Regions from separate parts of the Homo sapiens genome. Here all the other regions are linked to region 1. A link is a loop called in an ENCODE intact Hi-C map of the cell type or tissue named here. Cell type or tissue: HCT116. All regions are shown on one strand.

Region 1 (8,000 bases):
AATGAGCTAAACAAGACACAAAAGATCACATATTGTATGGTTTCATTTATATGTAATGTTCAGAATAGGCAATTTCATAAAGATGAAAGGTAGGTTAGTGGTTTCCAGCGGCTGGGGAAAGGAGAGAATAGGAGTGACTGCTAATAGGCATGGGATTTCTTTTAGGGGTGATGAAAATGTTCTGGAATTGATAGTGTTTGCATTATTTTGTGAATACACTAAATTGATGGTTTATACTATATTAAACAGATGGTTGCAGAATTTTGTGAATATACTAAAACCCACTGAATTATACCTATTAAAAAAACTTTAAAGGCTGGGTGCAGTGGCTCATGCCTGTAATCCCAGCACTTTGGGAGGCCAAAGTGGGCAGATCACTTGAGGTCAGGGGTTCTAGACCAGCCTGGCCAACATGGCTAAACCCCATCTCTACTAAAAATACAAAAATTAGCTGGATGTGGTGGCACACACCTGTAATCCCAGCTACTCAGGACGCTGAGGCAGGAGAATGGCTTGAACCCTGGAAACAGAGGTTGCAGTAAGCTGATATTATACCACTGCACTTCACCTGGGTGACACAGTGAGAGTCCTTTTCAATAAATAAATAAATAAAACTTTAAAATATAAAGAATGAGCTAGACTGACACAACAGCTAGACACAATTTTGCTCTCATGTTAGCTCACAGTAGGTCAGGGGATACTTAAAGACAACTATGGTACAGTATATATTGCAAAGGGCACATAACCCAGACTTCGTAATAGTGGTAGTGGGAATTAGGAAGTCATCCCTTAAGGAAATTTTACTAAGCCATATGATATGGTTTGGATTTATGTCTCCACCCAAATCTCATGTCAAATTGTAATCCCCAGTGTTGGAGGAGGGCCCTGGTGGGGGTTGACTGGATCATGGGGGTAGATTTCCCACTTGCTGTTCTTGTAATTATGAGTTCTCATGAGATCTGGTTGTTTAAAAGTGTGTAGCACCTCCCCTTTCCCTCTCTTCCTCCTTCTCTGGCCGTGTAAAACATGCCTCCTTCTCCTTCCCCTTCTGCCATGGTTGTAAGTTTCCTGAGGTCTCCCCAGCTATGCTTCCTGTGTAGCCTGCATAACTGTAAGTCATTTAAACCCCTTTCTTTATAAATTACCCAGTCTTAGGTAGTTCTTTATAGCAATGCAAGAATGGACTAATACACCATATCTATGAGATGAGTAGGAATTGGGAATGGAGGAGGATGTTTCAGGCAGAAGGAATATTGCAAAATCCTGAGAGCTAGAAGGAATATAGTCCTTTGGGGTAAAGAAGGTAAGAATAGCTGGTAAATAAAAGTATAAGGGAAAATAGAGCTGAGGCTAGGGAGGCATGAGTCAAATCTTGAAGCCATGGTAAGAGTTTTAGATTTTATCCTGAGAGTAGTGGGGAGCCATTGAAGTATTTCAATCTGGGAAAATGCATAGTCGAGTTTGTAATTTAAAAACTCTGGCTGCAATATACAGAACAGACTGGAGAAGGAGAATACCAGTGACAGGAAATTGGTGGTTGCAGCAGTACAGGCAAAAGATGAGACTGGTTGATTTAAAGTAGAGATGACAACAACCTGGCTAAAGTGAGGAGTTGGACACATTTGAGATATATATATATATATGTATGTGCAGGGGGACAGGGTTTCACTCTTGTTGCCCAGGCTGGAATGCAATGGCGTGATCTTGGCTCACTGCAACCTCCATCTACTGGGTTCAAGCGATTCTCCTGCCTCAGCCTCCCAAGTAGCTGGGATTACAGGCATGTGCCACTACGCCCAGCTAATTTTGTATTTTTAGTAGAGATGGGGTTTCTCCATGTTGGTCAAGCATGTGCCACCACGCCCAGCTAATTTTGTATTTTCAGTAGAGATGGGGTTTCTCCATGTTGGTCAGGCTGGTCTTGAACTCCTGACCTCAGGTGATCCGCCCACCTCAGCCTCCCAAAGTCCTGGGATTACAGGCGTGAGCCACTGCGCCTGGCCTACATTTGAGAAATATTAAGGTGATGGAACATGGGAACGAGGAAGGGATTAAGGTTGAGTCACAGATTTTGTGCTTGAGCAACTAGGTATGTGATGATGTCATTCACTGAGCGAGGGAACAGAAGTAAGTTTTTGGGGAAAATAATTCACATTCAAATGTGTTGAGAACATCAAGGTGGAACAGTCTTATGATCAGTTAGAAGAACAAGTCAGCAACTTCTGAGAGAGACCTGGGTTGGGGATATACACATAAGAATCAATAAGATAGAAGTTATACTTGAAACAATGGGAGTGTATTTGTTCATCCAGGGAGTGTGTGGTAGAAGTAAAAAAGAAGAGCTCTGTTTTAGTCTGTTCTTGCATTGCTATAAAGAAATTTCTGAGACTGGGTAATTTATAAAGAAAAGAGGTTTAATTGGCTCACAGTTCCACAGGCTGTACAGAAAGCATGGTAGCATCTGCCTGACTTTTGAGGAGGCCTCAGGAAACTTACAATTATGGCAGAAGACAAAGGAGAAGCAGGCACATCTTACATGGCCAAAGCAGGAGAGAGAGAGAGAGGAAAAAAAAAAAGGTTCTACACACCTTTAAACAACCAGATCTTGCAATAACTCACTCACTTACTATTGCAAGAACTGCACTGAGGGTATAGTGCTAAACCATTCATGAGAAACTGCCCAGATGATCCAGTTATCTCCTACTGTGCCTGGCCATGCCAGCTGCTAGGTAACTGAGTCAGAATTTGAACTTAGGTTCCTTAACTCTAAAGGCTCTTTCTACTAGATTATACTGCTGGTTATTTCTCTCTCTCTCTCTATATATATACATATATATATACACACACATACATATATACATATACAGATCTGTATATGTGTATACACACGTACACACGTATACATATACACACACGTACACACGTGTACATATACACACACGTACACACGTGTACATATACACACACGTACACATGTGTACATATACACATATGTATACACGTATACCTATGTATACATATATACATATATACCTATGTATACATATATACATATATACACATATATACATATATACACACATATATACATATACACACATATATACATATATACACACATATATACATACATATATATACACATATATACATATATGTATAAAATTTAATTTTACTTTTATAAATGTCAATTCCTAAGGAATTTACCAAATGCTAATATTAACCTGCTTGAATCCTTTCTCAATAGCAAGTGTCCTGAATGCCTCAGAGTTTTCAATGGTAATATTAATTTAATCTAGGCCATCCATACATTGCAAAAATATGGATGTAGTAATGCCTTGTGTTCTAATTGGCTGATGCTATTTTCAGAGCTTGATTCCCTAGAAATGACATCAGAATGTCTATGATCATAGAGAAATTTTTAAAACCCTACTAATTTAGAAAACTATTTAGTTTTATTAAGTAAGTTTTAATAAGTAAGTTTTATTAGTTTTATTAATTTTATTAATTAAAAAAGTTAATTTAAAAATTAATTTAAAAATTAAAAAGTAAGTTTTATTAAGTTTTATTAGTTTTATTAATATTAGTATTCTATACTAATATAGAAAACTATTCTAGAAAATCATGATTTCTCTTATTTATTGTGTCTAAGACTAATAACTACCCCAGTAGTGGGTAGTGTATTATGGTTTAATGGGCTGGGACTAGATCTTAAACTCTTAGAGCTACTTTGTTTCCCATTTTATTTTTTGAAATTTAAGGGGGACAACTGATGTATTAGATATGAAGGTTATAGTCTCAAATCAAGTAAAGATAGCTTGGAATCTTTAAGGGTTAAAGAACTATTGGTGGTTTTCAGTCTCATATATAAAATATTGTAAAAGAGTGTCCCCTAGTGCCCCTCTGAAGAAATAATTTGAAAGAAATTTAATATTACCACCTATTTATAATCTCTATCACCACCTTGTGGCAGTGTTCGCAAATAATTCTGCCCTCTTGGGAAAAATCTTCAAGAATCTTGCATTAATGGATACACAAAAACCGGTCACAGGCTATCCTTGGTGATCCAGAATGGAATATCTTTAAAGAAGTTATTTTACAAGTATTTTGGTCAGAACTTCATAAAACCTTGAAAAGAAGCCCCAGTTGAAATTAAATTAAGACTTTGTAAAGAAAAGGGAAAATTTGCTGCTGCTTCTTTTTTTTTTTTTTTGAGATGGAGTCTGGCTCTGTCGGCCAGGCTGGAGTGCAGTGGCGCAATCTTGGCTCACTGCAAGCTCCACCTCCCGGGTTCACGCCGTTCTCCTGCCTCAGCCTCCTGAGTAGCTGGGACTATAGGCGCCTGCCACTATGCCTGTCTAATTTTTGTATTTTTAGTAGAGATGGGATTTCACCATGTTGGCCAGGATGGTCTTGATCTCCTGACCTCGTGATCCACCCGCCTTGGCCTCCCAAAGTCCTGGGATTACAGGCATGAGCCACCATGCCCGGCTGCTTCTTTTTTATATCAACAAAACAATAAGGGTGAAAACTAGATGTATTTTAAATATTAACTTTTTTATTGTGGTAAACTGTAATATGAAACTCAACACCTCAGCTTTTCTAAGTGTACAACTCAGTGACACTAAGCACATTTGCAATGTTGTGCAACCATTATCACTATCCATTTCTAAAACCTTCTCATCATCGTGAACAGAAACTCTATACCTATTAAACTCTTTATTCCTTCTACCCCACCAGCACCTGGTAACCTCTATTCTACTTTCTGTCTCTGTGAATTTGCCTACTGTAGGTACCTCATATAAGTGGGATCATATAATATTTGTCCTTTTATGTCTGGCTTTTCACTTAGCATAATGTTTTCAAGATTTATTCACATTGTTGCATGTATCAGAACTTCATTCCTTTTTAAGATTGAATAGGGGTCGGGTGTGGTGGCTCATGCCTATAATCCCAGCACACTGGGAGGATGAGGCGGGTGGATTGCCTGAACCTAGGAATTCAAGACCAGCCTGGGCAACATGACAAAACCCCATCTCCACAAAAAATACAAAAATTAGCGAGGTGTGGTGGCAAATGCTTGTAGTCCCAGCTACTCGAGAGGCTGAGGTGGGAGAATCATTTAAGCCTGGGAGCGGGAGGTTGCAGTGAGCCGAGATCACGCCATTGCACTCTACTGTGGGTGACAGAAGGAGACCCCGTCTCAAAAACAAAACAAAACAAACAAATAAAACAATTGAGTAATATTCCATTGTAAATACCACATTTTGTTTATCCATTCATCTTTTAATAGACATTCGAACTGTTTCCATCTTTTGGCTAATATGAATTATGTGGCTATGAGCATTGGTGTACAAGTATCTGTTTGAGTCCCTGGTTTCAATTCTTTTGAATATATACCTAGAGATGGAAATGCTAGATAATATGGTAATTCTGTTTAACTTTTTGAGGAATGCCATTGCTATTTTCCACAATGGCTGCACCATTTTCATTCCCACCAGCAATGCATAAGGGTTTTAATTTCTCCACATCCTTACCAACTTACTATTTTCCATTTTTGAATAATCATTTATAAAATTTTTAATTGACACACAGTAATTGTACATATTTATGGGGTACAGAGTGATATTTTGATACATGTATACAATATGTAATGGTCAAGTCAAAGCATATTCATCAATTCAAACATTTATCATTCTTTGTGTTGAACTATTTTAAAATATACAATAAATCATTGTTAACTGTGGTCACTCTACAGTGCTATAGAACAATATAATTTATTCTCCTATCTAGCTGTAATTTTATATCCATTAACTAACTTCTCCCTATCCAACCTCCTCCCTGCTGCCCTTCCTAGCTTTTAATAACTACTTCTGAGAGCTCATCTGTTTTAGCTCCCAGATGAGTGAGAACACATGGTATTTATCTTTCTGTACTTGACTTACTTCACTTAAAATTATATCATCTAGGTTAATCTCTGTTGCTGTGAATGACAGATTTCATGCTTTTTTAAATGGCTGAATAATATTCCATTGTGTATATATATCCTTTCCTTCCTTTCTTTCTTTTTCTCTTTCTCTCTCTCTCTCTTTCTTTCTCTCTTTCTTTCTTTTTTTTTTTTTTTTTTGACAGAGTCTTGCTCTGTTGCCCAGGCTGGAGTGCAGTGGTGCAATCATGGCTCACTGCACTGCAGCCTTGAACTCCTGGGCTCAAGTAGTCCACCTTAGCTTCCCAAGTAGCTGGGACTATAGGTGCGTGCCACCACACCCAGCTAATTTTCGTATTTTTTGTACAGATAGGGTTTCACCATGTTGCCTAGGCTGGTCTTGAACTCCTGGGCTCAAGCAACCTGCCTGCCTCAACCTCCCAAAGTGCTGGGATTACAGACATGAGCTGCCACCCCGGCCTATATTTTATTCATGCATTCATCTGTTGATGGACACTTAGGTTGATTCCATATCTTGGCTATTGTGAATAGTGCTGCAATAAACATGGAGGTATAGATATCTCTTCCATATACTGATTTCTTTTCTTTTGGATAAATACCCAATAGTAGGATTGCTGGATTATATGGTTTCTATTTTAAGATTTTTGAGGACCTTCCATACTGTTTTCCATAATGCTTGTACTAATTTACATTCTTACCAACAGTGTATAAGAATTTTCTTTTCTTTGCATCCTTGCCAGCATTCGTTATTTTTTGTTATTTTATTTTATTTTATTTCATTTCATTTTTTGAGATGGAGTCTTGCTCTGTTGCCCAGGCTGGAGTGCAGTGACAAGATCTTGGCTAACTGCAACCTCCACCTCCCCGGTTCAAGTGATTCTCCTGCCTCAGCCTCTCAAGAAGCTGGGACTACAGGTGCATGCCACCACACCTGGCTAATTTTTTTTTTTTTTTTTTGTATTTTTAGTAAAGACAGGATTTCACCAGACTGGTCTCAAACTCTTGACCTCAGGTGATCCACCCACCTTGGCCTCCCAAAGTGCTGGGATTACAGGTGTGAGCCACCTCGCCTGGCCATTTTTTGTCCTTTTAATAATAGCCATTCTAACTGTGGGGAGATGATATCTCATTGTGGTTTCAATTTGCATTTCCCTGATGATTAATCATGTTGAGCATTTTTTCATATACTTATTAGCCATTTGTATGCCTTCTTTTGAGAAATGTCTATTCAGATCCTTTGCTTTTTTTTTTTTTTTTTGGCTTTTGAGTTGCTTGCACTTCTTGTATATTCTGGATATTAATTCTTTCTTGGATGAATAGTTTTCAAATGTTTTCTCCCATTCTATAGGCTGTCTCTTCACTCTGTTGGTTATTTACTTAGCTGTGTAGAAACTTTTTAGTTTGATATAATATCATTTGTGTATTTTTGGTTTTGTTACCTGTGCATTTGAAGTCTTACCCATAAAATCTTTACCCAGACCAATGTCCTGAAGCATTTTTCCTGTGTTTTATAATTTTGAGCCTTACATTTAAGTCTTTAACATATTTTGAGTTTATTTTTGTATATGGTGAGAGACAGGGGTCTCTCATTCTTCTGCTGTGGATATGCAGTTTCTCCAGAACCATTTTTTGACAAGGGTATCTTTTCCCCAATGTATGTTCTTGGTGACTTTGTCAAAAATAAGCTGGTTGTAAATAGGCAGATTTATTTCTGGGTTCTCTATTCTGTTCCATTGGTCTATGTATCTCTTTTTATACCAGTGCCATGCTGTTTTGGTTACTATAGCTTTGTAGTATATTTTAAAGCCAGGTAATGTGATGCCTCCAACTTTGTTCTTTTTGCTCAGAATTACTTTAGCTGTTCAGAGTCTTTTGTGGTTCCATAGGAATTTTAGGAGTTTTTTTCCGTTTCTATGAAGAGTGTAATTGGTATTTTGACAGGGATTGCATTTGAATCTGTAGATTGTTTTGGGTAATTAATATGATCATTTTAGCAATATTAATTCTTCTAATCAATGAATACGGGATGCCTTTCCATCTTTTTGTGTTCTGT
Region 2 (8,000 bases), 450 kb before region 1:
AGTGATGACACTGAAGATGAGCTTGGTCATATTCTGGCAAGTTGGCTGACACCTGGAAGTCCCGTCCACACCCCAAGACCTCTTTTCCCAGGGTGTCCTGAGAACCACCCAGAGCAACTGTGACCAATGGCGCTTGTTTTTAAAGAAGTAGAAACCCAAATTAGGAAGACTGAGCAAACCTCATGCATTTGGGGAAGGGCTTGTTGGAAAGTGGAACCTGATGTAGGTAGCAACATGTTGAGGTTAGATTTAACCAAACAGAAAGACTTCTTAATTGCTTAAAGACAAAATTTTATTTTATAAGTGGAATTAGGGCTTTAAATCAAATATGTTTGAACGTCTTTACTTGGTTTCCTCAGGCACCTTCACTCATCTTGTCTAAAACTTAATTGCTGGTCTATCCCTGCCAGATTTGCTGCTTCTCCTTGATTCCATCTCTCCTTTAGTGGAACCACCTGGTACTCAAGCCAGACACACAGGTGTCCCTCTTAATTCTGTCTCCTCTGGTCCTGTTCAGGCACCTGTTCTGTGACTCTGCCTCTTTTCCGTTTCTCAGGCTGCCTTCTCTCCCTTCTACTGCCTTCCTTATGTCAGGGGTTGGCCTACTTTCTGGCCTTCTTGATCCAGGGCTTCTTTTGTTCAACTCATACTCCACCCTGTTGTCAGAGCCCATCCAGATTGCAGATTGGAGCCTATGACTCGTCTGCTCAAGGGTCTTCAAAGACTTTGCAGCTTTTGGCTGAAGTTGAGCCACCTGGTCCCAAATGGAGCCCCATTCCCGCCATGCCACCTCCTGTCTGTTTAAGCTTTACAAGATGACTTGCAGTTTCCTGTAGAAAGCATGACTTTTAAAAAAAGACTTATTTCCTTCTCTCCTGCATCTAACTCTCACTTGCTCTTTAAAGCCTTCTCTGACCTAGGTCTTGCCTGTTTCTCCTGCAGAACACTGCTTCCACCATTTTGTAGCATCAGTGTCTAACATTGGTTGGCATGTAGGGTGTGCTCTATAATCCTTGTTGAAAGAATAAGTGGGAGGTAACAGAGGCTTAATTCACATTGAGCTGTAAACGAGCAATATCTGACTCTTCTGAGAATGGATTTTGTTTCAAACACTGGTTACTTACTGGAAAAGGTGTCTGGGGAGTGCTGGACAGCAAGAACAAAGGGACCCCACAGAACAGGAAAAGAGGCACTCTAGGGTCTGCGGTTTGCCTATGTTAGATCACCGTGAAAAAGGCCAGTGTATGCTTTGGCAGCTGGCAAAGAATCCTGTGACTCAGTTTCCTTATTTGCACAAAAAGGGTATGAGTCTACATTAGGTAATTACTCATGCTCATTTCCAACTCTTGACAGTCTACGATCCTTTGTGTCAAAGTTAAAAATCTAAGTAGGGCATTCTGAATTGGTGTCAGAGTTGATGCACTTCTCACTGTATTGCAAGTGCCAAGGGGACAAATACATTGTCTTTTTGCATTCAACAAAGACAGTTTTGCATTTTAAAAACAAAGTAGAAGGGAATACAGGAAAACTGCATTAATACAATTTTATGCTGGAGAATTTAAACTCCCATGTCAGGAAATTCACTCATCATTCCCTTGGCAGCTTTTGTTTCTCTGCACTGCACACCCCACTTACAGACAGCCCCTTCTTGCCAAAGCCCAGCCCAGCCATGACCATGAGTTATGGCAGATTGGGAATCGTTACCTTGATCTTCTCAACCCTTGGGTGTTTACCTTTTCCAAGTTAATGCCTGTTCTTTAATGTTACATTATCTTGTAGCAAGGTAGTCATTTATAATTTATATACTAGAGCTGCCTTAAAATAGAGACAAGAGGATAATCAGCATCCTGAAACTTCTAGTTTTCCAAAATAACATTTCTTCAGTGAAGTCTGCCTGTAGGAATTAAAACTTTTGGTGAATTAAAAAGCTTTTTGTCCTATTGTCAGACTGGGAAATGGATGTGCCCATTACTCAGCCTTAAAAACGAGGAAGGAGATCATCTGTTAAAAATAAAACTCATCATTTTCTTTTATTCTTCTCAAAATAATCCCTAAAGACCTCAATCTTTATAGTGTTCCAGTGGCCCCACTATAGTCAGAGAGGAGACAGGGCAGAAGTTGAAGGACAGATAGGAGAAACGGCCCTGCTAAAAGATAAAAGCCAGTATGCATCTCAGCTACTTGTCTGCTGTGGTCCTGATATTCTTCCATCTAGGTTGCTGCTTTGCTTGACTTTGACTGCAAACACAGAGAAGGGATGGGCTTTCCTGTTGAGTACCTTGTAGAGAACCCACTGTTCATTCATATGTGTTAAAAATGAAAAGCCTACTTGAAAACTCCCCTGTAGAATCAGGTTTTAGCAAAAACCAATCAGGTATCAGAGGTCTAACTTATTTTTCCCTTCTTGGTTTTATAGCAAGTCTCTAAACCCTAAGATTTTTTGTTTGTTTGTTTGAGATGGAGTCTTGCTTTGTCGCCAGGCTGGAGTGCAGTGGCATGATCTCGGCTCACTGCAACCTCCGCCTCCCGGTTTCGAGTGATTCCCCTGCCTCAGCCTCCCGAGTAGCTGGGACTACAGGCATGCGCTACCACACCTGGCTAATTTTTTAGTATTTTACTAGAGACAGGGTTTCACCATGTTGGCCAGGATGGTCTCGATCTCCTGACCTCATGATTCGCCTGCCTCAGCCTCCCAAAGTGCTGGGATTACAGGTGTGAACCACCACGCCCGGCTGCCTAAGAATTTTTTTCATTCCTTTTCATTATATACATCTTCAGTGTGCCAAGACTTTGAGTGGAGATTTCTAATGAGGGCAGGAAGGGACGGATGCTTCTGCAATTGAGTGGTCTCATTTTTCCCATGTCTGTCGAAAGATTACTCTTTCATGACCACCATTTCTATGATGCATCTCATATGATCCTAATGCACTCGAGTTTGTATTTGAATGTCCATCTGATATTTAGGGGTGGTTGGGGCAAGGAGGGGGCAAGCAGCAACTAAGGGGTTGTATGGGAACATCCTGGTGGTTTAACTTGAAAGCCACTAGGTGGCAACATTTACTAAGTTGCCAGCCATTCTCTTCCCTTAAGACATTGAACTTGCTTTTCCACATAGCAGATGGAATAGCTGAGAAAAGAGATTGCCATTGCTTCAGGTTCTTTTGAAAGTGAGGCTATAGGATAAACACACTACAGTATATTGATATCTATTCGTCACCTGGGTTTAGATACCAGGAGTTTGAATTTGCTCTGGGTGACTGGGTGAGTAGCTTCCCCTTTGGCCTCAGTTAGGCATCCTTGACAGGACAGACCTGTGATTGGACTGTCTGGTCTCTCATGGTTCTTTTTCTCCATGATTTATGACTTTGATTATGATTTCTTTATATTAAAAAAAAACTTGTAGTAAAACCAGTCTTATTTAAAGGAATACTAGCCTTTTATCAAAGGGCAAAGTAATGATTTAAAAAAAAAATCAACAACAAAATTTCAAGGGAATGAATGTCCCTAGAAGCTAGCCATCTCCCCGAGTTAACTTAAGAGGCTAGACTCTCCTAAATGAGGATGCTTATTTACCAGCTTTCCTAAATTAGCAGCTTTGGAGATGTTAAAATCCGTAAGGAACTGTCCAAGGGATGTATTGTGTATGCTTTGCAGTGATTAAGCCATTAAGCTCTAATTGGTATTTTCCCACTCATGGGTTTGTAAAGGAAGCTTTAAAATTATTTAGGAATTCAGTCCTCATCAGCTGTCTTAGTGTCATCCCCACGTTTTGGAACCTGAGAGTGGAGAGTGCAGAGAAAAGGTTTTATTAATGATTTTTGCTCACAGTGTCCTTCCCCATTGGTTTGTTATTGCAGATGAAGTGGAAAGGGAAGGACCTCTTTGATTTGGTGTGCCGGACTCTGGGGCTCCGAGAAACCTGGTTCTTTGGACTGCAGTACACAATCAAGGACACAGTGGCCTGGCTCAAAATGGACAAGAAGGTTGGGCTAGAACTCGATGAAACTGGTGGGGCTGACGTGAGCTTTCCAGTTTTTCCCTGAGCAGGCGCCTAGCTCATCACTGGGGCGCTGTAGCTGTATAGTAGAGAAGGGGGCACATTCCTGAATTAAGTCATGCAGAAAGCAGGACGTAGAGATGCTACCAGTTTCCTTCTCCTCACAGGCTCTCCTGGGCAAGCAGAAGTTACCAGGATTAGACTGCTGCTGGCCCTGGCTTCTTTACCCATTGTTACCAGCCTGATTGCTTCTGGCTTTATGCCTTTCAGTTTATGAATAAAAACTTCATGAATAAAAATTACTGTTATCTTCATATACTTAAAAATAACCAATTTGTGTCTTTTAGAGAGTATTGGGGCTTGTGTTCTTTAGGGAATTTTTTAAAGTCTTTTTGAGGAACACCATAGTCTGACATGAAGTAATCATTAATATGATCTAAGGAATAGAGAGTGCCTGGTCCCCAGGGTGAAAGAATGTCCATTTTGTCCTCAGGATTCTCTGGGGCTTCTGACACATGGCCAAGAAAGCTGGGCTCCTGGCAATTTTAATGTGGCTTGGAAATGAATATTGCCTAAAGGAACTGCCCTCTGCATGGGTTCATATGTTCACACAAGGATACACTTGCTTACTGACCTGCCTACCTAGCCATGAAAGGCAGGCGGGGAGCAGGACCATATGCTTTTGTCAGTAACTCCTAAAAGACACCTGAACTTCAAAGTAAGTCAATGTCTAATTCTTACCCCAAATGATGCCCCCTCCAGTTGCCTACCTGAGCATAATAAATAATGAAAGCTTCCTATTTTTTTTTTTTTTACCAGTTTGACTCAAAGCTTAAGTGTTCGAATTGTGTTCACATATGTACACAGTAATCTAAATAATCACATGGGAATCCCTGCTGGTTGTAAGTTCAATGGTAATTCCCAATGATCATGAGCATCTAAGTGCCACTGGGGGCCACTGTCAGTGAGGGTGTCGTAGACCAGATTTTGAATCTCCTTGGCATTGCCATCTAGAATTTGGGCAGGAGCATGGAGAGTTATGTGTCAAAGACAGCAAAACTTTTTGTATGTTTTTCATGATTCTTAGCAAAGTGAATTTTAATGATAGCTGAGTGTAGGCCAAATGGATATTAGACTGGGGGCATCAGGAGCCGTGGAACTTGCTGCTCAAGGGAAATACATCATGACACATGTTAATGGAGCCTTGTAGCCTGTCACATGGCGTGTTTATGTCTTGAAATTCACTCTGGAGAGCAGATGGTTCAAGCTTTACAGGGGTGAATGGAATTGTTAGAAGATTTAAAGGCAGTGGTTTACAGACTGTGCTTCAAGTATTTTGTGGGGCATCTCTGGAGGTTCCTTGAAACAAAGGGTTGCCATGATGGACACATTTTATTCTGTTGCTCAGTTAATGTTTAGATGACTTCATAATGATCTAGTTCATCATCTCTAAGCTGTATTTTTTTTTTTTTTTTTTAAGACAGAGTTTTGCTCTTGTTGCCCAGGCTGCAGTACAATGACGCAGTCTCGGCTCACTGCAACCTCTACCTCCTGGGTTCAAGAGATTCTCCTGCCTCAGCCTCCCGAGTAGCTGGAATTACAGGTGTCCACCACCACACCTGGCTAATTTTTTGTATTTTTAGTAGAGATGGGGTTTCACCATGTTGGCCAGGCTGGTCTTGAACTCCTGACCTCAGGTGATCCACCCGCTGTGGCCTCCCAGCGTGCTGGGATTATAGGTGTGAGCCACCACGCCCAGCGCTCTAAGCCGTATTCTATCACGGACCTAAATATTGGCAGTAGGCACCAAGAAAAAAGAAATAAAGGAAGATTCCACTACTTCAGATAATTAAAAAACCTTCCACCTACCATAAAGGACAGTGTCCAAGACTGCTGAGTGATACATTTCTAGTTTTTAACTATTCTGTGGCCCTGAGAACATTTATGCCTTAATCCTAGCTCTGCTCACTTCTTGGGGCTATTGATTAATTTGTTTCAGAAACACCATAGGAAGTGAATATTACCTCTTGCTATAGGTGACTTTGTGAATACTTCAAACTGTAAAATCACAACTTTCAGGAAATGTGATAAATTTAGTGGGAAAAAAATTTAATGCACGCCTTGCAAAGGCTTCTTTGAGGGTAGCACAGGAGGAAGTGCCAATATAGTGTGTTTGTCTTTTGCTCTGCAATTCTGCAGGTACTGGATCATGATGTTTCAAAGGAAGAACCAGTCACCTTTCACTTCTTGGCCAAATTTTATCCTGAGAATGCTGAAGAGGAGCTGGTTCAGGAGATCACACAACATTTATTCTTCTTACAGGTACATCAGTCAAGGCTACCCCCCAGTTCTGAGAGAACTTGCCCAGGAGTGGTTGCAGAGTTGGCCTCAGAGTTGACCACAAACACCTTTGTATTGCAAAAATATTCTACCTCTGGAAGGTCAGCCCCTTTGGTTCTGTAATGGAAAAAAGGCTTCAGAACAGAACTATACTTGAGTGATGAAAATTGGTGTCAGATGAAATTGTGAAGGTGTGATGGTGAAGAATGGATACAAGTAGCTACCTAACTTAAAACCTCCTTGAAAATGGGTCCTATTTTCTTCTAGCTAACTTAAAAGTACTCAATAGTTTCAAAGGAAGGCTAAAGAGAGAGTCTTATAAAGCAGTAGTTCTTCCAAAAGTTTAAAATCTGCTCTCATTAAGAGAGGACTGGCCGGGCATGGTGGCTCAGGCCTGTAATCCCAGCACTTTAGGAGGCCGAGGCGGGCAGATCACAAGGTCAGGAGATCGAGACCATCTGGCTAACATGGTGAAACCCCGTCTCTACTAAATATACAAAAATTAGCCGGGTGTGGTGGCAGGTGCCTGTAGTCCCAGCTACTCGGGAGGCTGAGGCAGGAGAATCACTTGAACCTGGAAGATGGAGGTTGCAGTGAGCCAAGATCGCGCCACTGCACTCCAGCTTGGGCAACAGAGTGAGGTTCCGTCTCAAAAAAAAAAAAAAAAAAAAAAAAAAGGACTTCAGCCGGGCGGGTTGGCTCACCCCTGTAATCCCAGCACTTTGGGAGGCTGAGGCGGGCAGATCACGAGGTCAGGAGTTCAAGACCAGCCTGACCAACATGGTGAAACTCCATGTCTACTAAAAATACAAAAATTAGCCAGGCATGGTGATGCATGCCTGTAATCCCAGCTACTCAGGAGGCTGAGGCAGGAGAATCACTTGAACCCAGGAGGCGGAGGTTGCAGTGAGCCAAAATTGAGTCACTTCACTCTAGCCTGGGTGACAGAGTGAGACTCTGTCTTAAAAAAAAAAAAAAAAAAAAAAAAAGAGGACTTCAGAGCTCTAGTGACACTTGGTTTGTCCCCCATATGTGGTACTTCAGACATCGTGCTTCATGCTATGCTGTGTCTCTAATTGTCCTATTTCTTCCTTAATTCCTCATTAGATTGTAAGCCCCTTAAAGGCAAGCCTCATTAAGTACACAGTAGGCATTCCATAAGTAATTGTCCCACCGAATTGAAGAAATTAAGAAATTCACAATTACAGGTTGACCATCCAGAGGCACAGGGAGGGGAACTGGTCTGAGGATGAAAACCTTATCAGTTTCACTTATGTTCTTACTGCAGGTCAGAGTGGCTCCCCAGTTTCATGGCCAGTTGCAGTGATTGGCACTGGGGCTATTTGTGTGCTCAAAGGTTTCAGTAATGTAAAAGATGGCAGTAGGGGCATTAATTACATGATTTCCCAGAGATAGTTGGGTAGTCTGTCACATAGCCCTCCTGTAATTAATTTCAGCCTCAGTATATTGTGGTCAGCAAATATTAAGTTAAATATAATAAAACCCCCTAAATTCTTTTTAAAAAAGGTCTGGGGGGCGTGTGTGTGTGTGTGTGTGTGTGCACGCGCAAAAGAGGTGACAAATTTATTTCTGATGTTTGCAGATCAAAGGGACACTCTTAGGCTGGGCGTGGTGGCTCATGCCTGTAATCCCAGCAATTTGG
Region 3 (8,000 bases), 320 kb before region 1:
CTCACCCATTTTCCTTGTGCTTTTTTTTGTTTTGTTTTGTTTTTTTGAGACAGGATCTCACTCTGTCGCCCAGGTTGGAGTGCAGTGGCATGATCACAGCTCACTGCAGCCTTGACCTCCTGGGTTCAAGTGATCTTCCCACCTCAGCCTCCTGAGTAGCTGGGACCACAGGCATGCGCCACCACGCCCAGCTAATTTTTGTATTTTTTGTAGAGATGGGGTTTCACCATGTTGCCCAGGCTGGTCTTGAATTCCTGAGCTCAGGCAGTCCTCCTGCCTTAGCCTTCTAAAGTACTGGGATTACAGGCGTGAGCCACTGTGCTCAACCTCTTGTGCTTCTGGGAATGAGAATTTCAGCCAATTTAGGTCCCAGGAAATGTCTTAAATGGCTCATGGTGAAATATTTTGGGACTACGCACTTATAATCTCTTCAGTAATACCTGGGAGTTGAAGAACTGAGACATCTTCCAGGCTGTTTTCCTTAATAATTGTGTGTTTTGGGGCACTTCCCTCAATCTCAAACTGAATTTCCTGTGAAATTAAGATCACCCCTTTCCACTTACTTCACCTGGTGATTGAAAGCATCATAGTATTTTATAAATGCCAAGAATTATGCATGAAGGCTCGGCGCGGTGGCTCACACCTGTCATCCCAGCGCTTTGGGAGGCCAAGGCAGGCAGATCACTTGAGGTCAGGAGTTTGAGACCAGCTTGGCCAACATGGCGAAACCCCATCTCTACTAAAAATACAAAAATTAGCCGGGTAGCGCATACCTGTATTCCCAGCTGCTCTTGAAGCTGAGGCAGGAGAATCGCTCGAACCCAAGAGGCTGAGGTTGCAGTGAGCCGAGATTGCGCCACTACACTCCAGCCTGGGCGATAGAGCGAGTCTCCGTCTCAAAAAAAAAATGTGCATCAAGCATAGGATTGCTTCGAGTTTGCCCACCACAAGTGTATCTTTTTAATCAGGACATGGCATGTGTTTCCCCCAAGCTCATTTTAGAGACCAGGGCAGTGGGAGTAGTTGTAAAATGTGAGAGGCAAAGGTCAAAGTTTGTGGCTCTTGTCTTTAAAATGCAGAAGCTGTGGAAACACATCAAGCACAAGTATGAGAACAAGTAGTTCCTTGGAGGCCCCCATCCAGGCCAGAAGGACCAGGTCCACCCAGCAGCTGTTTGCCCAGAGCTGGAGCCTCAGCTTGAAGATGATGCTCAAGGTACTCTTCATGGACCACCATTCGCTGTTGGCAAGAAACGGCTTTACTTACAAAACAGACTCTTTACCTTCTGCTGTGTTTGAAGTATGTTTAGTCAGCATGCTCAGGAAATAAATGTGAATTGCCCTTGAGACCTGCTTCTACATTGGTTGCTTTGTTAACTCTACCTGATCTTCACTTGTCAGTAATTTGAGACCACTTCAAAGCCCTCTGCAAACACCCCAAAGGCAGAATCTGCTATTTTGAGTTTTCCATTAACTTCCAAAGAATTCTGGTTTTCAAAACAGGAGCCAGAGTTGGAGATATTACAGTCAACTTTGGCTTCTAAGCCAGTAATTCCATTCTTAAATACCTCACTGTCTTGGCCATGGGGAAGCACTATGGCCTCAGCTGGGGGAAAGACCCTGGCCTAGGGGTCTTAGCCACTCCCCACCCTAGGGTATAGTTCAGGGGTATCCAATCCTTTGGCTTCCCTGGGCCATGTTGGAAGAATTGTCTTGGGCCACACATAAAATACAGTAACCATAGCTGATGAGCTAAAACAAAAAACAATGGTTTGTGCAAAAATCTCATAATGTTTTAATAAAGTTGAAGAATTTGTGTTTGGGCCTCATTCAAAGCCATCCTGGGCTGCGTGCAGCCTGCAGGCCACGGGTTGGACAAGCTTGGTGTATTCTGCCTATTACTGAGTATCTTTTGGTAAGCAGTCATACCTCTCTGGGTCACAGCCTCCTGCCACAGTTCCACTCTGATGAGTTCAGTTCATAAAAGTGCTTAGTTGGTGGGTTTGAATCCTTACTCCACTGATTCTAGCTATGGGAACCAAGGTGATATGGTTTGGCTGTGTCCCCACCCAAATCTCGTTTTGAATTGTAGCTCCCATAGTGCCCATGTGTTGTGGGAGGGACTCGGTGGGAGATAATTGAATCATGGGAGCGGTTCCCCCACACTGTTCTCGTGATAGTGAATAAGTCTCACGAGATCTGATGATTTTATAAGGGGTTTCCCCTTTTGCTTGGCTCTGATTCTCTTGCCTGCTGCCATGTAAGACGGGCCTTTCGCCTTCCACCATGATTGTGAGGCCTCCTCAGCCATGTGGAAATGCGAATGCATTAAACCTCTTTTTATAAATTACCCAGTCTCGGGTATGTCTTTATCAGCAGCGTGAAAATGGACTAATACACAAGGGCAAGGCACTTGAACTTGCTGAACTCCGGTTTCCTTATCTGTAAAATGGGGTAGTAGAACATACTGTGTGGGATTTTTGGGAGTATTAAAGGAGTTGCAGGCCTGTAATCCCAGCACTTTAGGAGGCTGAGGTGGGAGGATTGCTTGAGGCCAACAGTTTAAGACCAGTCTAAGCAACATAGTGAGATACCCTGCCTCTACAAAAAAATTTAAAATTACCTGAGCATGGTGGCACCAGCCTATAATCCCAGCTACTTGGGAGGCTGAGGTGGGAGGATTACTTGAGCCAAGAAGTTAAGGTTACAGTGAGTTATGATTGTGCCACTGCACTCCTGCCTGGGGGAGAGTGAGACCCTGTCTCTAAAAATTTTTGGCTGGGCATAGTGTCTCACACCTGTAATCCCAGCACTTTGGGAGGCCAAGGCAGGCGGATCACTTAAGGTCAGGAGCTCAAGACCAGCCTGGCCAACATGGTGAAACCCCATCTCTACTAAAAATACAAAAATTAGCCGAGTGTGGTGGCATATGCTTGTAATCCCAGCTACTCGGGAGGCTGAGGCAGGAGAATTGCTTGAACTCGGGAAGTGGAGGTTACAGTGAGCCGAGATTGCGCCACTACACTCCAGCCTGGGAGACAGCAAGACTGTCTTGCTCTGTCATCCAGAATGGAATGCTATGGCCTGATCTCAGCTCAATGCAGCCTCGACCTGGGTGCAAACAATCCTCCCACCTCAGCCTCCCAGGTAGCTGGGACTACAGGTGTGCGCCACCACTCCCCACTAGTTTTTTTGTATTTTTTGTAGAGGTAGGGTTTTGCCATGTTGCCCAGGCTGGTCTCGAACTCCTGGACTCAAGACATCCTCCTGCCTTGGCTTCCCAAAGTGTTGGGATTACAGGCGTGAGCCACCATGCCCAGCCAAAAATGTTTTTAAATTAAATTTTTAAAAATAGAGGAGCTGTAGGCCGGGCGTGGTGGCTCACGCCTGTAATCCCAGCACTTTGTGAGGCCGAGGTGGGTGGATCACGAGGTCAGGAGATTGAGACCATCCTGGCTAACACGGTGAAACCCCATTTCTACTAAAAATACAAAAACATTAGCCGGGCGTGGTGGCGGGCGCCTGTAGTCCCAGCTACTCGGGAGGCTGAGGCAGGAGAACGGCGTGAACCCGGGAGGCGGAGGTTGCAATGAGCAGAGATCGCATCACTGCACTCCAGCCTGGGCAACAGAGCAAGACTCCATCTCAAAAAAAAAAAAAAAAATAGACGAGCTGTAATGCAGTTAGCACAGTCACAGATGCTGGCACATGGAAGAAACTGTTGGCAGAGAGACATGGAGGCTAAGGACTCAGAAAACCAGACGATTCTGCTGGAAGGCTGGAGCAGTAGGAATGTGAAGAGGAGGAGTTGGAGAAACGTCTGGTCATTCATTCAGCAAGTGTTTGGCTGGCCACTGTGAGGCACTGTGCTAGCAGGACATATGATGGTAATATAGCATGTGGGGCTTAAACTCCTATGGGGAAGACACTAAAAGCCATCCTGTATTATTACAGACTGAGCCAAAGGCTCTGGGAAGCAGTGCAAGGAGAGGGAGGGATTAACCAGGGTGACAGCTGGTCTAGGGAAGCCTCAGAAGAGCTGAGACCGATAGGTGATAAAGATGAGCCACTTACGTTGGGCGTTAGAGGCAAAGCAGGGGAAGTAGCAGGTTTTAGGGCCCATATGGGGAAAGCACTTGCTGTGTTGCAGGAGCTCACAGGCCAGGTAGATGAGGTTGAAGGTGGAGAATACACGAGACCAGATCATTCAGGACCTGGTAAGTCATAGTGAAGAATCTGGGCCGGGCACAGTGGTTCATGCCTGCAATCCCAGCACTTTGGGAGGCCGAGGTGGGTGGATCACTTGAGGTCAGGAGTTCAAGACCAGCCTGGCCAACATGGTGAAACCCCTGTCTCTACTAAAAATACAAAAATTAGCGGGGGCGTGGTGGCGTGCACCTATAACCCCAGCTACTTGGGAGGGTGAGGCAGGAGAATCGTTTGAACCTGGGAGGCAGAGGTTGTAGTGAGCTGAGGTCTCACCACTGCACTCTAGCCTGGGCGATAGAGTGAGACTCCATCTCAAAAAAAAAAAAAAAAAAAAAAAAGAATCTGGATTTTACCAAAATTAGAATGAGTAGCTACTACTGAAAATGTCTTAAGCAAGGGAGCAACAAGCTCTGTCATATAAAAACCTCACTCTGGGAACTGTGGGGCAATTAGATTGGAAGTGGGTGGGAATAAAAGCAGAGAGCCTAGCTAGGAGGCTGATGCCTGGCTCCTGGTTAGAGCTGATGGCTGTTAGAGACCTTGCAGCCTGGCTGGAAACCGTGCCTCCTGGCTGGGAGTGCCAGAGGAGAACACTGGGAAGCCCTGAGCAGGCATAGAGCAGTTGTTTTGTAGCTGGGGTGGCTGCCTGGCCTAGTAAGGTAAATGACTCACCCGTCTGCCATCTTTCACCTACAGCCTGATGTGATTCAGCCAGAGCTGGATTATCCAGAATCTTCTCTGATGGAGGAAGATTCAGGTCAGGAAACCCATGGAGAGGTAGGAGAGACCCTAGAAATTGTCCAGTTTTTCCTACCTGAGGTGTATCTTTGTGAAGACGAAGTTGAAGCCTAGAAAAATCATGACCTGCTGAAGATAGTATAGCTCTGGGGGTCAAATCAAGACCTAAACCAGGCCAGGCGCGGTCAGACGTGGTGGCTCACGCCTGTAATCCCAACACTTTGAGAGGCCAAGGCAGGTGAATCACTTGAGGTCAGGAGTTCGAGACCAGCCTGGGCAACATGGCAAAACCCTGTCTCTACTAAAAATACAAAAATTAGCCGGGTGTGATGGCTCATGCCTGTAATCCCAGCTACTCGGGAGGCTGAGGCAGGAGAATCGCTTTAACCTGGGAGTCAGAGGTTGCAGTGAGCTGAGATTGTGCCACTGCACTCCAGCCTGGGCAACAGAGCGAGACCCCATCTCAAAAACAAACAAACAAAAAACGCATAAAAAATTAAAGTTAGTTTTATTCAGAAGTTTTTTTGTTTTTTCTGTGTGTGTGCTTTTTTTTTTTTTTTTGAGAAAAAAAAAAAAAAAAAAAAAGGAGCCCTGAACCAAAGCGGAGGCTATTCTAAGACTTTTGTTTTTGAGACGCCATAATAGCTCACTGCAGCTTTGAACTCCTGGGCTCCTCCTGCCTCGGCCTCCTGAGTTGCTGGGAGTACAGGTGTGTGCCATTGTGCCCAGCTAATTTTTTGCAGAGACGTGGTCTTGCCATTACCCAGAAGGCTCTTAAACTCCCGGCCTCCAGTGATCCTCCCTCCTTGGCCTCCCAAAACACTAGGAAAATAGGCGTGAGGCACTATCCCTGGTCTCAGATGTTTATGAATGATTTCAGCATCACATAGAGAATGACTCTGGGGGTTGAAGATTGCAACTTATATTAAATTGTTCCCAATTATTTGAGGGCAACATTCTGGTAAACAATAAAGCAGGGGCCAGGCACAGTGGCTCACGCCTGTAATCCCAGCACTTTGGGAGGCTGAGGCGGGTGGATCACTTGAGGTCAGGAGTTCGAGACCAGCCTGGCCAACATGGTGAAACCCTGTCTCTACTAAAAATACAAAAATTAGCTGGGCGTGGTGGTGTCTGCCTGTAGTCCCAGCTACTCAGGAGGCTGAGACAGGAGAATCGCTTAAATCTGGGAGGCAGAGGTTGCAGTGAGCCGAGATCGTGCCACTGCACTCCAGCCTGGGTGACAGAGCGAGACACCATCTGAAAACAAACAAACAAACAAACAAAAATGCATAAAGAATTAAAGTTAGTTTTATTAAGAAGTCTTTTTTTTTTTTGAGGCAGGGTCTTACTCTATTACCCAGGCCAAAGTATAATGGCACAATCATGGCTCATTGCAGCCTCCAACTCCTGGGCTCAAAGGATCTCCTTGCCTCAGCCTCTCCAGTAGCTGGGACTATAGTTGCCTGCCACCACACCCAGCTAATTTAAAAATTTTTCTTTTATAGAGATGGAGTCTCACTATGTTGACCAGGCTGGTTTTGAACTCCTGGCTTCAAGTGATCCTCCTGCCTCAGCCTCCCAAAGTGCTGAGATTACAAGAGTGAGTCATTGTGCCCAGTCTTGCTCTGTTACCCAGGCTAGAGTGCGGTGGCGTGATCTCGGCTCACTGCAACCTCCACTTCCCGGGTTCCAGCAGTTCTGCCTCAGCCTCCCGAGTAGCTGGGATTACAGGCACCCACCACCATGCCTGACTAATTTTTTTATTTTGTAGTAGAGATCGGGTTTCACCATGTTGGCCAGGCTGTTCTCGAACTCCTGATCTCAGGTGATCTGCCCACCTTGGCCTCCCAAAGTGCTGGGATTACAGGCATAAGCCACCGTGCCCATCCAGCCTATTTTTTGTTTGTTTTTAAGAGATGGGGGTCTTGCTATGTTGCCAAGGCTGGTCTTGAACTCCTGGCCTCAAGTGATGCTTCTACCTTGGCCTCCCAAAGTGCTAGGATTACAAGCATGAGTCACTGTATCCCACCGTTATTTTTCTTTGCCATTGTATTTTCTAGATTTCTAACTTTTCTGCATCAACCGTGTATTATTTTTATAAGGTGGGGTACATAAATTAAAAGGGGGTTTCCCAGATAGAGAGTGAATACAGAGAGCTAAGAAACGTGAGCCACCAGCTCTGGCTCCAGGCCTGGAACCCCTCTGCTTTGTGGCCCAGGACTCCCTCCTCAGATGCCAATGAGGACTTGTCCCTCGGTGGCACTGCCAAATGAGAGCTGCCTCCCCACCCCCCCGCCCCAGAGCTCCCTGGATGGGACTGCCATGCAGGTGGGAAGAGGTAGGATTAACACCCTCCTCCAATTGGCACCAAGAAGCTGTTTATAACTAGAAAACAGTTCTCCTCCCTCCCAAGCTTAGCCTGAGGCATTTCCTGGAGGCAAAAGCTGGGACAGTCTTTAAAGTCAGAAAGCCTCAAGGGCTTCCCACTTGCTCCCCAGCACAGGTGTTAGGAAAAGTTAAATACTTGGGTACCTTGGAAAGTGAGTTCCAGAAAGTCTCTGATCCCACATAACTCTGAGCAAGCAGGACCACTCTCCTAAGAGTACTGGAGTTAATGTCATTTCCCTAGCTTCTCTCTTGTGCTCAAAAATATCTCTTAAGCTGGGCGCAGTGGCTCATGCCTGTAATCCCAACACTTTGGGAGGCCAAGGCGGGAGGATCGCTTGAGCCTAGGAGTTTGAGACTAGCCTGGGCAACATGAGACCCTGTCTCTACAAAAAGTAAAAAAAAAAAGAATTTCAGCTCAGGTTAGGGCTATGAAGAAAATCAAACTGATAATTTATGGAGAGTGACTCTGGTTTGAAGAGTAACGTTACATGCGCTTTGTTTCTTTTATCTTTTTTTTTTTTTTTTTTTTTTTTTGAGACAGGGTCTCACTCAGTCTCCTAGGCTGGAGTGCAGTGGCACCGTCTCGGCTCACTGCAACTTCTGCCTCCCGGGTTCAAATGATTCTTGTGCCTCAGCCTCCCAAGTAGCTGGGATTACAGGTGTGTG

Evidence for each region. A loop is a pair of places that touch in the nucleus more often than their neighbours do. Peaks named below come from ENCODE experiments on the same cell type or tissue, not always from the same donor. Only the 100,000 strongest peaks of a DNase experiment are listed, where the experiment ranks them.
Region 2: a loop joins it to region 1, with 9 times the contacts of the local background. A loop is called at or near these places in 80 of 110 quality-filtered maps.
Region 3: a loop joins it to region 1, with 8 times the contacts of the local background. A loop is called at or near these places in 7 of 110 quality-filtered maps.

Annotation. Positions count from the first base shown.
Region 1 is chr22:30,085,158-30,093,157 of GRCh38, forward strand. The region is part of intron 1 of HORMAD2 (HORMA domain containing 2); the gene reads left to right. Among named protein-coding and RNA genes, the nearest start is that of HORMAD2, 8.7 kb to the left of the region's middle. In HCT116, a CTCF peak has its summit at 3,929 (motif pointing left); DNase peaks (open chromatin) are centred at 2,095 and 3,994; H3K4me3 peaks cover 405 bases; H3K27ac peaks cover 387 bases.
Region 2 is chr22:29,632,894-29,640,893 of GRCh38, forward strand. It overlaps NF2 (NF2, moesin-ezrin-radixin like (MERLIN) tumor suppressor), which reads left to right. Exons shown (of 16, transcript NM_000268.4): 2 at 3,858-3,983; 3 at 6,197-6,319. Among named protein-coding and RNA genes, the nearest start is that of NF2, 33 kb to the left of the region's middle. In HCT116, a CTCF peak has its summit at 3,048 (motif pointing right); a DNase peak (open chromatin) is centred at 3,068.
Region 3 is chr22:29,768,599-29,776,598 of GRCh38, forward strand. UQCR10 (ubiquinol-cytochrome c reductase, complex III subunit X) reads left to right here. Exons shown (of 2, transcript NM_013387.4): 2 at 1,080-1,815. The coding sequence ends at 1,121. Among named protein-coding and RNA genes, the nearest start is that of UQCR10, 5.2 kb to the left of the region's middle. In HCT116, a CTCF peak has its summit at 3,856; DNase peaks (open chromatin) are centred at 3,823 and 4,873; H3K4me3 peaks cover 69 bases; H3K27ac peaks cover 1,511 bases.